2 separate regions of the Homo sapiens genome follow, and region 1 is linked to region 2. Evidence: read pairs that join two places in POLR2A ChIA-PET (ENCODE). Cell type or tissue: Caco-2. All regions are shown on one strand. Each heading gives the region's core, and the rest is flanking DNA. Links, peaks and the distances in the headings are about the cores only.

Evidence for each region. ChIA-PET counts read pairs that join two places held together with the same protein. Peaks named below come from ENCODE experiments on the same cell type or tissue, not always from the same donor. Only the 100,000 strongest peaks of a DNase experiment are listed, where the experiment ranks them.
Region 1: POLR2A ChIA-PET joins it to region 2 with 9 read pairs; 6 of 35 experiments call an interaction of 5 or more read pairs at or near these places.

The regions. Positions count from the first base shown.
Region 1 is chr16:68,382,857-68,390,255 of GRCh38, forward strand. It overlaps SMPD3 (sphingomyelin phosphodiesterase 3), which reads right to left. Exons shown (of 9, transcript NM_018667.4): 2 at 3,742-3,803. Among named protein-coding and RNA genes, the nearest start is that of SMPD3, 62 kb to the right of the region's middle. RefSeq lists enhancers at 1-718, 6,006-6,833. In Caco-2, for the core only: no CTCF peak of the experiment used is centred there; DNase peaks (open chromatin) are centred at 3,955 and 4,662; H3K4me3 peaks cover 270 bases.
Region 2 is chr16:68,254,355-68,261,753 of GRCh38, forward strand. PLA2G15 (phospholipase A2 group XV) reads left to right here. Exons shown (of 6, transcript NM_012320.4): 3 at 565-683; 4 at 928-1,026; 5 at 1,412-1,636; 6 at 4,792-6,704. The coding sequence ends at 5,303. Among named protein-coding and RNA genes, the nearest start is that of SLC7A6, 6.5 kb to the right of the region's middle. In Caco-2, for the core only: no CTCF peak of the experiment used is centred there; DNase peaks (open chromatin) are centred at 3,077 and 3,797.

The DNA.
Region 1 (7,399 bases), core at 1,019-6,018, 130 kb after region 2:
TTGGAGATGGAGTCTCGCTCTGTCGCCCAGGCTGGAGTGCAATGGTGCAATCTCTGCTCACTGCAACCTCCACCCCCCACTGGGCTCAAGCGATTCTCCTGCCTCGGCCTCCCGAGTATCTGGGATTACAGGCATGTGCCAGCTAATTTTTTTTGTATTTTTAGTAGAGATCGGGTTCCACCATGTTGGCCAGGCTGGTCTCGAATTCCTGACCCCAGGTGATCCACCCGCCTCAGCCTCCCAAAGTGCTGGGATTACAGGCTTGAGCCACTGCGCCCAGCCAGGTTTGTTTAACTTAAATGCTTAGCCTGTCCGGATAGCATCCCACCTACACTGTGCAGAGCAAGCTGGCTCAAGTCATCCCTTCTGCTCAGAGCATGCTGGCTGCATCTGTCCTGAACTCCAGGAGGGCTGAGTGGCCCTCTGGCTGGTTGGGGGTCTGGATGGCAACCCACCTGAGGCTGCCTGCCCTCCCCCGCACACCACAAGAGAAAAGGAAGACAGAGTGTCTCACTAGACTTTCTTGGTAAAGTTTTGGAAAGAAAACGTCCAGAACAGAGGTCAGCACCTCTGAGAAAACAGTCCATGCAGTTTCAACCAGATTGGCCTTAGGAAATAGGCCCAACCGGAGGTGTAAGAGGCTCATTCCTCATCTGTTCTCCACTTGCTGCCCCTTGGTCCTGGCGCCATCCTCTTGCTCCCCGCACCATGGGACTGCTCCTTCTCAGGGCCCTTGGAGGATCCCTCAGAGCCCCTTCCCTGCCCACTTCCTAGGGGCTGGACTTTCTCTTGCCTCTTCCCTCCCTTCTCGGCTGATCCCTTGTGGGTTACCTGTTTCCAGGTGACAGCCAGCCCAGGTATCTCCTGATCTCTGACCACATGTATTTGATTGACAACTCTACATCTTCCTCTAGAAGTTTATTACTCCTCCTCCCCCCACTTCCCCACATACAATTCTGTCTCCCAAATAGTTCTGGGCCCTGGACCTCTTCCATACCCTGTCTCCTCTTCCCAGCTCACAATTCTGCCCCCTAGTCCCCTGGATCCATTCCCACAGCCATATCCCAGTTCAGGCCTCGCCCTCTCCAACCTAGACACTGTAACAGATTCCACCTTGTCTCCCTCCTCTGGCCCACCTGGCAGCTGGTGGGGTCTTTCTAAACTACACATCATACCACACTGCTCCCCTATGGCCCTTCAGTAGTGCCTGCGGACTCCAGGAGGTTGCCCAGGCACCTAGGCAGGGAAGGGCAGGCTATATCTGGTGGCCTGATTCCTCTGTCTCCTCTTGCTCCTGGAGCTCCAGGGGCCCTGACCCGAGCAGTCCCCCACTGTGCCCTTCCAGGCCTCCACACTTCTGTTGGGGCTGTTCCCTGACAGCCGTCATCTGTGTGAAGGAACATGGCCTCAGCAGAGGAACTCAGGGTTCAAGATTCACAGAGAAGATCCCTTCATCAAAACTCAGCCAGTCCACCCATGGCCCCTGGGATAACTAGAGGACCTTAGGCTGAGGCCAAACAGGCCCTTTCTCTCTTGATAGCTGAGTGTTTCTGTGCATGTATTGCACAAGCTTGCAGTCTGCATACTAGAAAGGGAGGTAACCAGCCCCTGATAGATCTGACACCTTCAGATCTATCAAGCTAAAAACAGAACTGAGAGACAGGAGGCTCAAGCTATGTCAGCAAATTCCATCCTTCAAAGCAGAAGGAGGGACGGCCTTGTGTGTGTGACTCTGTGGGTTGTCTCTGCAGGACCAGGGACCCTGCCCATGTGGAGCCCTGGGGTTGGGGGGTAAGGTGCTCCCCCACCATCCCAACTTCCAGTCCCAGGGAATGAGGGTTCTGTTTTCTAACTCTGAGGCCAGATGAAGAGAACAAAGCTTGTGCCCCCCACTCCCCCCGCAAGCACTCAGTATTTTATTCCATCACCTGACCCTAGCTGTGTGTAGAGTAGGAAGGTAATAGGAACCCCTGCCGACTGAGAACAAGTGGCAGCCCTGCCCCCTGCTGACCTGGAGCTGCAGCCAGAATGGCCTCATCTGAGGCCACCTGCGGCCTGCTTGGGACCTCAAACTCATTCCCTCCCTTCCTTCCTTTCTCTTTCCCTCCTGAAGCGGGGACACAGCTATGAGCCAGTCCATGGCAAAGACAAGAGGGAGATTGGACATGAGCATCAGAATTGCAGAAGTAACAGCCGCCTCTTGGGGATATCAGAGAAGGCGTCACCCAGCACCTCAGAGAATATGCTTTTCACACTGGGGGTGCATTTATACTGCACAACTACCCCAAATGGGTACAGCTGGCCCCACTTACAGATGAGGAGACGGAGACTCAGAGAAGTAAATGGCAGTCCCTGAGAGGTGCAGCCAAGTCACCTGACTCCAATTTCCTTTTTCTCTCTACTTTTCTTGCCAAGGCTGATATAAGTGATATGCAAACATATCCAGAAATATGTAAATGAGCAGCATCCAGCACCACCCTTACTTCCAGGACACGTTCTGGGGGAAGAGTAACATTCCCTACACTGTCCTTCTTGTCGATCCCCCTCGATTCCCACAAAACAAGACCTTTGCCTCTTTTTTCAGTCCCCTGAAGGTTACATTTGTCACCCACCCCCACTGAGCCATTGGTGAAAACTCCAACGATCTTCTTCCTCCCTCCCTGCGAGCTGCTGGTCTCATCTATTTCCCCTTTTTTTCTTCCATCCAGTCACCACCACCTTGGATCCCCAAATCTCCCTGCCCCCAGCCTGGTGACCACCCTGGCAACCCTGACAACGCTTAATTTGTCAATATTTGAGAAGGAGTGGGCTCTTACAGTAGTCTTGTTTTCGCTCCTAGTCTGAGGTTCCTGACTGTCAGGGGTCACTAGTTTCTGCTTTTGTTCCTGAGAATGGGCCAGTAGTCTGAATTACTTCTTTGGGATGGATTCAAGAGTAGAATTACTCAGTAAACTTTAACGCTTCTGATACATATTGCCAAACTGCTTTCTACCAAGGTTCTGTCAATTTACTGATTGTTTGAGAATATGTGTTTCACAACATCCTTACCAACTCTGGGTTTTAACATTAAAAAATGTGATTTTTGGCTGGGCACAGTGGCTTGTGCCTGTAGTCCTAGCACATTGGGAGGCCAAGGCGGGCAGATCGCTTGAGCCCAGGAGTTGGAGACCAGCTAAGGCAACATGGCGACACCAGGCTCTGCAGAAAACACAAAAATTAGCCAGGCGTGGTGGTGTGTACTTGTAGTTCCAGCTACTCAGGAGGCTGAGGTGAGAGGAACACTTGAGCCCGGGAAGTAGAGATTGCAGTGAGCTGAGATTGCACCACTGCACTCCAGCCCCAGAGACAGACGGGTCTCAAAAAAAAAAAAAAAAGTTTTTGATAGTTTAGTGGGCAGTGGTATCTGGTTACATTTTTCAGGATGCTTAATTTGGATTCCTTTTATGAAGTGCTGCTTCAAATCCTTTTCCCATATATTGAGGGAGTTATTGTTTTCTCCATAGATTGGGTGTATTGCACTCCGCTTGAGTCAGGTTCAGGATGGGACCCAGATGGCCAGCTCCAAATTGCTTACCCCAGAGCTGTGGTTTTCAAACATTTTAACAGGCGGGAGAGCCTTTTCCTAATCTCACACAGCATCTCTTTATAAAAATACTAACAAGTAGCCCATGAGGAAAGGCTTGGAGCGCTCCCTTCCCCACCCCCACCCCACCCCTCTGGTTCCAGAAGCCTTGGTTTTACCTGAGGAGGGGCCACTGGGACCTTGTTGTCCTTCTCTCTGAAGAAGAGCTGTCACCGCAGACCTGAAAGGAGATGAGCAGTTCACAGGGGTGCCCGGAACAATCTCCAGAGCTCACCTGACAGCCACCGAGCAGCCCAGAACAGGTGAGCCAGGTACAAAGACCAAGGGGCCTCACCTGCGGCCAGAGGCACTGCCACACCCTCCACGTCGCCAGGGCGAGGGTGTGTGCCCGGCAGTTCCAGTGGACGAAGTGCAGTCCCAGTGGGTGGGGCCCGAGGTTTGTGTGACAGATTTTCAAGGAGGAGGGTTGCCAAGAGGAGAGGACTCTGAGGGTGGGATGGATGAGCCCTCCACGTCGACACTGGGACCCAGGCCAGGCGCAGGGGGTGCGGGGTGAAGGTGGAGGGTGGGGAAGAGGTGAATTCAAAAGCTCCAGCTGCAGGGCCCAGGTTTAATCTGATAGTTAGAACCAGAACAATCAGAGCTTTGGGAGCTTTGTGCAATCTCTGCTTCCCTAAGATACTGAGGGTAGGGGAGAGCTGAACCCAGGCCAGGGAAGAGGGACAGTGGCCACCAGGATGGGGTGGATTAGGGGAGGAAGAGCAACATTGAGAGGAACCAAAGGGATTTGGTGGCTCCCCCCTTATCTAAGGGGGAGCAGGTCAGTGGAAGGGAGGCTCAGTGGGACACTTTGTGAACCCAGCGGGGTCTTTGGAGGAGACAGCTGGGAGGGAACTCATGTGAACCTAGGCCTTTGGACACGATGTCACTGGCTCCCCTTGCTGACTGAGGTGAGGGATCCTGGCACTATGCTCTGGGGACACTGCCCTCCACACTTGGGCCCCAGTCCCAGTTTGTAGTCCCCGCCCTTGCCCACTAGTCCCGCCCCTGGCCTTAGGTGCTGGCCCCGCCCCTGATCCCTGGCCCCAGGCAGCTCTCTGAGCCCGTTGGCCCAGTCCCAGGCCTTGTCCCTACTAATCTGCCGAATCCTTGGCTCCGGGGCCCGCCCCCTGTCTCAGGCCCAGTCTCTGCTTTCAAGTTCAGCAGCCCCCTGCCCAATGCCCAGCACAGCCAGGGCTGTCCTTGCATGCTCCACCTTCTTAAGCCCGTCCCATGGCCCGGCCCAAAGCCCTCTTACCACCCCTCCATTCAGAGTAGGGTGACCTATCACTCTTCACACCGCATCCCTTAGGTACACTTATTTTGCAAATCACCCAAACTAAGTGTTTCAGAAGAATCTGAAAGCCAAGGCCCCGTCCATTCTCTGTCCCCTAACTGAAGATGTAGCAGCAGTGCTGGCAGGAGCGCCTCCTCTGCGGCAAACAATTGGCTCCCTTCTCACTAGGAATTTGCACAGAAAAGGCTTGGGCTCTAATGAGACCCGGTTCTGGTCTAGGCCATCGGTCTTGGGCAAGTCATTTAACTTCTGAGCCTCAGAGGCTCCCTCCTCTGTAACATTAGGGGCCACTACAAGATCCTGGATGGCCACGGCCAGGACCAAATGAGCACCGGCACTTGATATTGCCAGATCAGAGTGGGAAGAAGGAAGCCAGAGCCCCCCAGGTCTATGCTCTGCACGTGGTGACCTGGCTTCCCCAGGAGCCCTTATGTTCATGTGGACACCCTGGCTTTTGCCCTCAGAGCCAAGTACCTGGCAGGATCCCTCCCCACCCATAGCCTGGGGAGTCCAGCCTGCCGGGAAGCAGAGGGTGACCTGCTGTCCCGGCCTGTCCTCTGTCCCTGGGACTCCTGCCTCTTCACCCACAGTTGGCTGACAACCTGCATGCACCTCTGTCCTTCACCCTCTTGCTGGGCTGACCTGACCCAGGCCACAGGCTCACAAGCATCTGGCATTAGACATAAAGGAGGCAGGCCACTCCTGAGCCATTTGGGCCTGTGTGACTCCCAGCCCCCACTGCCCTCTCTCTAAGTGGGGAGGAGCTCACCTCTCATCCCTGAGTGAGAAGTTTGTCAAGCAGGATCTTTGGCCTCTGACATTTCCCAAACTGTCCCCCACCAGCTGCACAGCCCCCTCCCCACTCTCCACCCCACTCCCATGCCCCACCAACTCTTCTGAAAAATCCCTGCATGTTTTTTTCAAAATAGAATTAAATGACAAGAACTGACTATTTAGGGAGGGGTTCCTGAGGGGAAATGGAATCTCGACAACCTTGAAATTATAGGCCCTTCTCTTTTCTCAAAGAAAAAAGAAACATGTCAGATCATTGATATTCTGAGCCAGGCCTTGTTTTGAAATATGCTGTCCCCCTATCCTTTCACGAACCACAGACTTTTTCCCTCTTTGAGAATAAGATCACATCAAGTCAGGGATTAGAAATGGGAAAAATTCAATCAGAGCCTCCCTCTGCCAGCTACCCATCTCAATATACTCCCAGGCAAGCAGAATCAGCTCCTGCCTCCAACCCTGCTCAGCATCATCATTCAAAACGCACCGGTAGGAAATGGTGAAACAGAAGAACCTTTCATCCCGGCTGAGCAGGGCCTGCAATGCTGCTCTCCTGGCTCTGGCAGCTGGCTTGTGCCTGGGCCGAGTCAGGCCTCTGGCTTAAATAGGCAGTAGGAGCAGAGCAGGGAGGGCCTGGGGGGCGGGTGTGGAAAGTGGGCCGTTTACCTAGCACAGCAAGGCAGTGTCTGGAGCCAGCAGTGGTCCCAAGCACGCTCCTGCCTGCCTGCCTGTCCACCAGGAGGCCTCAATCCCACAGGCCCCAAGACCACAGACCAGTACCTGGGGTGACCCCTGATGGATGTGCAGCTCCACGGGAGATGTCCCTAGATGCACTGAGCTTGGTCAGTTTCCTGGATACCTCCACCTTTCCTTTGTAGCAGAACCAGCTGTGGAGATGGATGGACCTGTTCCCTGGGGCCTCTCTCCAAGCCTCAGTTGCTGCCTTCTTAAAATGAGGATAACACTGACTTCACAGGTCCAGAAATAATGTTTGCAAAGGGCACCTAGGAGGTTGATTTATTTACCCACATGGTGATACTGGGGCCAGGTACCTTCGATGAGGCTGGAGCCTAGAGGTTTAGTAATGTACCCAAAGTCACACAGCCTTCCATCTGACTGTCAGTGTCAGACCTCATGCAGACCTGGGGCCTCCCAGCCTCATGCTACAGTTGAAGTTTGGGGTGAGTGAGAGTGAAGAGCAGCTGCTCACCTTGGGGAAAAATCTTGACTGAACCCTAGTGAAGGGGTTACCTTTAAGTCCCCAGTGTTATGGGAAAGGGGTCCTGATCCAGACCTCAAGAAAGGGTTCTGGGACCTTGCACAGGAAAGAGTTCAGGGTGAGTCCACACAGTAAAGTGAAAGCAAGTTCATTAGAGAAGAAACAGAAGGATGGCTACCTCATTGACAGAGCAGCCCAGAGGGTGCTGGTTGGCTATTTTTATGGTTATTTCTTGATCGTGTGCTAAACGAGGGGTGGATTATTTATGCGTTTTCCAGGAAGGGGGTGGGCAATTCCTGAAACTGAGGGTTCCTCTCCTTTTTAGACCATATAAAACCAAGGGTGACTTCTGGAACATTGCCCTGGCATTTGTAAACTGTCACGGCGCTGGTGGGAGTGTCTTTTGGCATGCCAATGCATTATAATTAGCATATAATGAGCAGTGAGGACAACCAGGGTTGTTTTGTTCACC
Region 2 (7,399 bases), core at 1,577-6,576:
TTTTGAGACAGAGTCTTGCTCTGTCGCCCAGGCTGGAGTGCAGTGGTGTGATCTCAGCTCACTACAACCTCCGTGTCACAGGTTCAAGCGATTCTCCTGCCTCAGCCTCCTGAGTAGCTGGGATTACAGTCGCCTCCCACGACACCCGGCTGATTTTGTATCTTTAGTAGAGATGGGGTTTCGCCATGTTTGTCAGGCTGGTCTCAAACTCCTCACTCAGGTGACCTGCCAGCCTCAGCCTCCCAAAGTGCTGGGATTAACAGGCGTGAGCCACTGCACCTGGGCAATTTTTGTATTTTTAGTAGAGACAGGGTTTCACCATATTGGCCAGGCTGGTTTCAAACTCCTGACCTCAAGTGATCCTCCCACCTCAGCCTCCCTAAGTGCTGGGATTACAGGTGATCTGTGCTTTATCAACCTGCTTTGTTACTTTTCGGTCTCTCCTATCCATCTGACCAAACCTGGGCATGAGAAGGGAGTATGACTCAGGACATGATGCACTGTTGGGACACACCAAGCTCAGTGTCCCCTCCGGGTCACTGGCTCAATATCCTCTCACAACAGGCTGGTTTACAACAAAACATCCAGGGCCACCCAGTTTCCTGATGGTGTGGATGTACGTGTCCCTGGCTTTGGGAAGACCTTCTCACTGGAGTTCCTGGACCCCAGCAAAAGCAGCGTGGGTATGTAGCCCTTACTCAAGGCCTCCGGGAGCTGGGATGGGGTTTCTGCCGGACTGGAGCTGGAGCTGGAGGAACTCTGCTGGTTTGTAGGGACAGCCTGTGAGCTGTCTCTGATCAGCGTGGGCACAGAGCCCTGTAGCATTCTTCCAAGGACCTGCTAGCTGTCACAGTCTCCATGCTGGGCATAGTGTAGGTGGCCGGCACTAGCTGTATCTTTTCTTATCCTCTGTATTTCTGTCTACAGGTTCCTATTTCCACACCATGGTGGAGAGCCTTGTGGGCTGGGGCTACACACGGGGTGAGGATGTCCGAGGGGCTCCCTATGACTGGCGCCGAGCCCCAAGTAAGCAGGCACTCTCATTCCCTCCCTGACGTCTCGGGAGGTAGGGGTGAGGTGATCATGGGCACCACAGACCTTGGGCTCTCCCCTTGTCCTTGGCTGTCTCCTGTCCCTGGGCCTCTGGCATCCAGTCTAGTGGTCACAGCCACCACCTTTGGTCAGTCTTATCCTGTCCTCCATTTCCCACCCTGGGACCTCTGGGCCTGTGAGCCCTGGGGAGAAATATAAGGCTTCCTCCCTTCATGGAAGGCGGGGGGACCCAGACCGCTCTGTTTGAATGTGAGCACCCTCCCCTCCCCCTCTCGTCTTGTGTCTGGCCTGAGAAAAGCTCAGTGGTTCCGGCTCCAGGACCCTTCCCACCTGACCCCTGCCTGGCTCTGGCCTGCAGATGAAAACGGGCCCTACTTCCTGGCCCTCCGCGAGATGATCGAGGAGATGTACCAGCTGTATGGGGGCCCCGTGGTGCTGGTTGCCCACAGTATGGGCAACATGTACACGCTCTACTTTCTGCAGCGGCAGCCGCAGGCCTGGAAGGACAAGTATATCCGGGCCTTCGTGTCACTGGGTGCGCCCTGGGGGGGCGTGGCCAAGACCCTGCGCGTCCTGGCTTCAGGTAAGACCCTACCTGGCCCAGCGTGGGGGGCTGTTGCCAGGAATTCTGCCCTCTCTTCCCTTCCTAAGTGTCCTCCTGGGCCAGCATGCCTCGTGTCTGTCCCACGGTGTGTGGGGTCTATGCAAATCTACCCCTAAAAGTCCAAAGAAGAAAGAGGCTGACAAATCTAGTTTCTCAGAGAAAAGCATTTAATAGGGACATACGAATAGAAGCCACATCTGTGTCTCAGGTGGGGGCAAGACAAGATGGTGGATCCCCACACTATTAGCCCCCAGACCCAGAGCTTATATTCTGTAGGGAAAGGGCGACTCCGATGCGATGTGTTGAACATTGAAGGATGATAACACAGAGGCTGTTTTGATTTATGGTTAAGTACGTGCACAAGAAACAGTAGATAAAGTGGAAATCTCAGTGGCCTTCCTGGATCTGGGGTTAATCAGAAGCCAACATGGTGGATTAGTATCCAAAATGGAGTTGCTTTGGTCTCCACAATGACTATTCTCTTGGGTCAGCCCTGTTTTTTTTTTAATTTTTATTTTTTGAGACAGAGTCTGGTTCTGTCACCCAGACTGGAATGCAGTGGTGCAATCTTGTCTCACTGCAACCTCTGCCTCCCGGGTTCAAGCGATTCTGCCTCAGCCTCCTGAGTAGCTGGGATTACAGGTGCCCGCCACCATGCCTGGCTAAGTTTTGTGTTTTAGTAGAGATGAGGTTTCATCATGTTGGCCAGGCTGGTCTTGAACTCCTGACCTCAGATGTTCCACTCGCTTCGGCCTCCCAAAGTGCTGGGATTACAAGTGTGAGCCACTGTGCCTGGCCATCCCTCCCTCTTACCCCATCCTTACTTCTTCATCCCCACCTTCACCGCAGAGGAGGAAGGCTAGAGCATTTTTTTTTTTTTTTTGGAGGCAGGGTCTTTCTCACTCTGCCATCCAGGTTGGAGTGCAGTAGCGTGATTTTGGTTCATGCAACCTCCACCTTCCAGGTTCAAGTGATTCTCCTGCCTCAGCCTCCCGGGTAACTGGGACTACAGGCGCGTACCACCACACCCGGCTAATTTTTGTATTTTTAGTAGAGACTGGGTTTCACTATGTTGGCCGGGCTAGTCTCTAACTCCTGACCTCAAGTCAGGAGGATCTGCCTGCCTCAGCCTCCCAAAGTGCTGGGATTACAAGCATGAACCACCGCACCCGGCCAGATTTTTTTGTATTTTTAGTAGAGATGGGGTTTCACCATTTTGGTCAGGCTGGTCTTGAACTCCTGACCTCAAATGATCTGCCCACCTTGACCTCCCAAAGTTCTGGGATTACAAGGATGAGCCACTGCACCTGGCCTCTAGACTACAGTTTTTTATTTATGAGTTGCGCCTCCATCTGTGGGCAGCACGGAGCCTCTGTAGGCAACACAGGGAGGAAGCAGGTGCAGATCTGGCTGGGCCTGCTTGCCTGGCAATTGGGAAAGCCACCCCTTTTATGGCTCCTCCCCCGTCTTTTCATGACTGTTGCAGCTCACCAGCTGCAGCTGTAGAGTAGAGCTTCTTCCTCTAGAAGGGAGCTTTCCTCCCTCTGCTAGGACTTGGGGGAGGCTTATGGACCCTCACTTTGGGAGCTATGAGCCAGGGCTGTGCCAAGCATCTCATGAGCTCAAGTGCCTGCCACTGCTTGACCTGCTTGGTCTACTGGCATTGTGATTGGGTCAGGCCCAGTGACTCTGAGTTGGCTGGAAGACACTCAGATTTAGTGAGGACTCATTATAGCCACCACTTCGGTCTAGCCTGGGCCTGGAGGGACGGATGTGGGCATACCCTGAGTTTAGACAGGTAGCCCCGGCCCCTTTCAGAGTTTCTCTGTGAGTCCCCTTAGAGCTTTGTTTCAAAGGCTGGGAAGCTGTTCTGTCCTGCCTTGGCAGTCCAGGACTGGGTGTGTGGTGCGGGGAGGTGGAAGTCCGTGCACCCCTAGGGGCTTTCCTTGCCTCAGGGGTCCCCCAGCCAGGCCACAGCAGGCAGAGCTGAGGCCCTACAGTCAGTCTGAGAGGCCTCCCTGCTTTCAGATACAGGGTGGGGTGATGGGTGACCATGGATCCTGAACAGGCCAGAGGCCCCTGTTCCCAAGTTGCAGCTTTTACTTCCTGGAGGCCTCCCTGACTGCCGGGTGTTTGTGTTGTTCACATTCCTGTGTATAGGGACTCCGCCTCCATCTGCAGCCTCCCCTCGTGCCCTGTCTCCAGCACGCCTGGCTGCCCAGGTCAGCGCACATGCAAGTGGGTGGAATGAGGCCACGGCTGGCTGAACGCTGGTCTGAGCTTAGGAAAAGAAAAACTGGTACACAGTTCAGTGTCATAAAAGGGAAAGCAGAACATGTCATCTCCGAGTTGCCAACCTGCTGACTCACTTTAGACTAGGTCAGTGCCCACAGGCCTGATCAGCACTTGGAGGATGGTAGAGTTTACAGGCAAGGAAGCATCATAAATCACCCTGTGGGTATGTGCCGCCTTACTCCCTGGTGAGGAAAGCAAAAAAAACAAAACATAGCTTGGATGTGTGGTTCCCAGATGTAGCAAAAATAAAGAGAAACAATAAAAGCCAAGGCAAGCAAACTGGGCAACATAGCAAGACCCCATCTGTATAAAAAGTGGAAACATTTTTAGCCCAGGCGTGGTGGGACGTGCTTGTAGTTCCAGCTATGCAGGAGGCTGACATAGGAGGATCACTTGAACCCAGGAGGTGGAGGTTGTAGTGAGCCAAGACTGTACCACTGCACTCCAGCCTGGGTGACAGAATGAGACCCTACTTCAAAAAAAAAAAAAAGGAAAAATTTGCCAGGCATGAGGCATGGTGGCGCATACCTGTAGTCCCAGCTACTCCAAAGGCTGAGGCGGGAGGATTGGTTGAGCCTGAGAGGTTGAGGCTGCTGTGAGCCGTGATCATGCCATTATACTCCAGCCTGGGCAACAGAGTGAGACCCTGTCTCAAAAAGAAAAAAAAAGAGCCAAGGCAGGGATGGGAGTCACAGTGATTACAATGATGATAACCGGGTAGAGATGCGGGACTGTGGACTGGGCCCCTGGCTGGGGTCTGGCAGGGGCCTGGTGGTGAACATGCTGCCCAACCAGCTGGCATTCCTAAGCACAGACTGACCAGAGCCTTCTCCCTGCAGGAGACAACAACCGGATCCCAGTCATCGGGCCCCTGAAGATCCGGGAGCAGCAGCGGTCAGCTGTCTCCACCAGCTGGCTGCTGCCCTACAACTACACATGGTCACCTGAGAAGGTGTTCGTGCAGACACCCACAATCAACTACACACTGCGGGACTACCGCAAGTTCTTCCAGGACATCGGCTTTGAAGATGGCTGGCTCATGCGGCAGGACACAGAAGGGCTGGTGGAAGCCACGATGCCACCTGGCGTGCAGCTGCACTGCCTCTATGGTACTGGCGTCCCCACACCAGACTCCTTCTACTATGAGAGCTTCCCTGACCGTGACCCTAAAATCTGCTTTGGTGACGGCGATGGTACTGTGAACTTGAAGAGTGCCCTGCAGTGCCAGGCCTGGCAGAGCCGCCAGGAGCACCAAGTGTTGCTGCAGGAGCTGCCAGGCAGCGAGCACATCGAGATGCTGGCCAACGCCACCACCCTGGCCTATCTGAAACGTGTGCTCCTTGGGCCCTGACTCCTGTGCCACAGGACTCCTGTGGCTCGGCCGTGGACCTGCTGTTGGCCTCTGGGGCTGTCATGGCCCACGCGTTTTGCAAAGTTTGTGACTCACCATTCAAGGCCCCGAGTCTTGGACTGTGAAGCATCTGCCATGGGGAAGTGCTGTTTGTTATCCTTTCTCTGTGGCAGTGAAGAAGGAAGAAATGAGAGTCTAGACTCAAGGGACACTGGATGGCAAGAATGCTGCTGATGGTGGAACTGCTGTGACCTTAGGACTGGCTCCACAGGGTGGACTGGCTGGGCCCTGGTCCCAGTCCCTGCCTGGGGCCATGTGTCCCCCCTATTCCTGTGGGCTTTTCATACTTGCCTACTGGGCCCTGGCCCCGCAGCCTTCCTATGAGGGATGTTACTGGGCTGTGGTCCTGTACCCAGAGGTCCCAGGGATCGGCTCCTGGCCCCTCGGGTGACCCTTCCCACACACCAGCCACAGATAGGCCTGCCACTGGTCATGGGTAGCTAGAGCTGCTGGCTTCCCTGTGGCTTAGCTGGTGGCCAGCCTGACTGGCTTCCTGGGCGAGCCTAGTAGCTCCTGCAGGCAGGGGCAGTTTGTTGCGTTCTTCGTGGTTCCCAGGCCCTGGGACATCTCACTCCACTCCTACCTCCCTTACCACCAGGAGCATTCAAGCTCTGGATTGGGCAGCAGATGTGCCCCCAGTCCCGCAGGCTGTGTTCCAGGGGCCCTGATTTCCTCGGATGTGCTATTGGCCCCAGGACTGAAGCTGCCTCCCTTCACCCTGGGACTGTGGTTCCAAGGATGAGAGCAGGGGTTGGAGCCATGGCCTTCTGGGAACCTATGGAGAAAGGGAATCCAAGGAAGCAGCCAAGGCTGCTCGCAGCTTCCCTGAGCTGCACCTCTTGCTAACCCCACCATCACACTGCCACCCTGCCCTAGGGTCTCACTAGTACCAAGTGGGTCAGCACAGGGCTGAGGATGGGGCTCCTATCCACCCTGGCCAGCACCCAGCTTAGTGCTGGGACTAGCCCAGAAACTTGAATGGGACCCTGAGAGAGCCAGGGGTCCCCTGAGGCCCCCCTAGGGGCTTTCTGTCTGCCCCAGGGTGCTCCATGGATCTCCCTGTGGCAGCAGGCATGGAGAGTCAGGGCTGCCTTCATGGCAGTAGGCTCTAAGTGGGTGACTGGCCACAGGCCGAGAAAAGGGTACAGCCTCTAGGTGGGGTTCCCAAAGACGCCTTCACGCTGGACTGAGCTGCTCTCCCACAGGGTTTCTGTGCAGCTGGATTTTCTCTGTTGCATACATGCCTGGCATCTGTCTCCCCTTGTTCCTGAGTGGCCCCACATGGGGCTCTGAGCAGGCTGTATCTGGATTCTGGCAATAAAAGTACTCTGGATGCTGTAAGGTGCCCTGGCCTACATTCTGCTCTGAGCATGAGGGGAGGGAGGTGGTGGAGGTACAAGGTGGCTACAGAGGCAGGAAATTAGGGGCTGGGCCTTTACAGGAGCCTTGACAGGTTGTCTCAGCATCAAAGCATGGTTCCTGTGCCCTTCTGTGGACCTCATCCTCCTGTCCTCTCTCCTGGAATCCAGTTCCCTTCCTGGGACTAAGAACCAGAACCTGAAACATTCCTGTGGAAATGGGGTCCTGTCCTCCCCCTGCTCCTGCCTGGTCAGCAGGCCCCACATGCCACCCAGGAGCTGGGAGCAAGGACAGTCCTGCAGGTCACCCTGGCTACACCCTCCTTCCCAGCCTCTGTCCTCCCTCAGCTTGCAAGTGTCAGCATCCTTTGAACCTAGAGTTCTTTTTAGGATGCCACCCTTCTTTGCATCTTCAGCTCATCAGCCTGCCATCTGTACCCCTGGGGAGGTACAGATGAGAGAGATCAAGGGAGGAAAAGAGACTACTAGGCTGAGACTGGTATGGACAAAGACAGAAACAGAGACAGAGCCAAGGAAACATGGATAGGGGATAGGGTCCCAGCCTGAATTTTGTAGTCCAGAGCCCAGCCGGTACCCAGTTCTGTCTTAACTCAGCCCCACAAGCTGGGGCGCCAGACTTTGATACACCAGGGGCCACAAGAGGGCGCCCTGAACCCT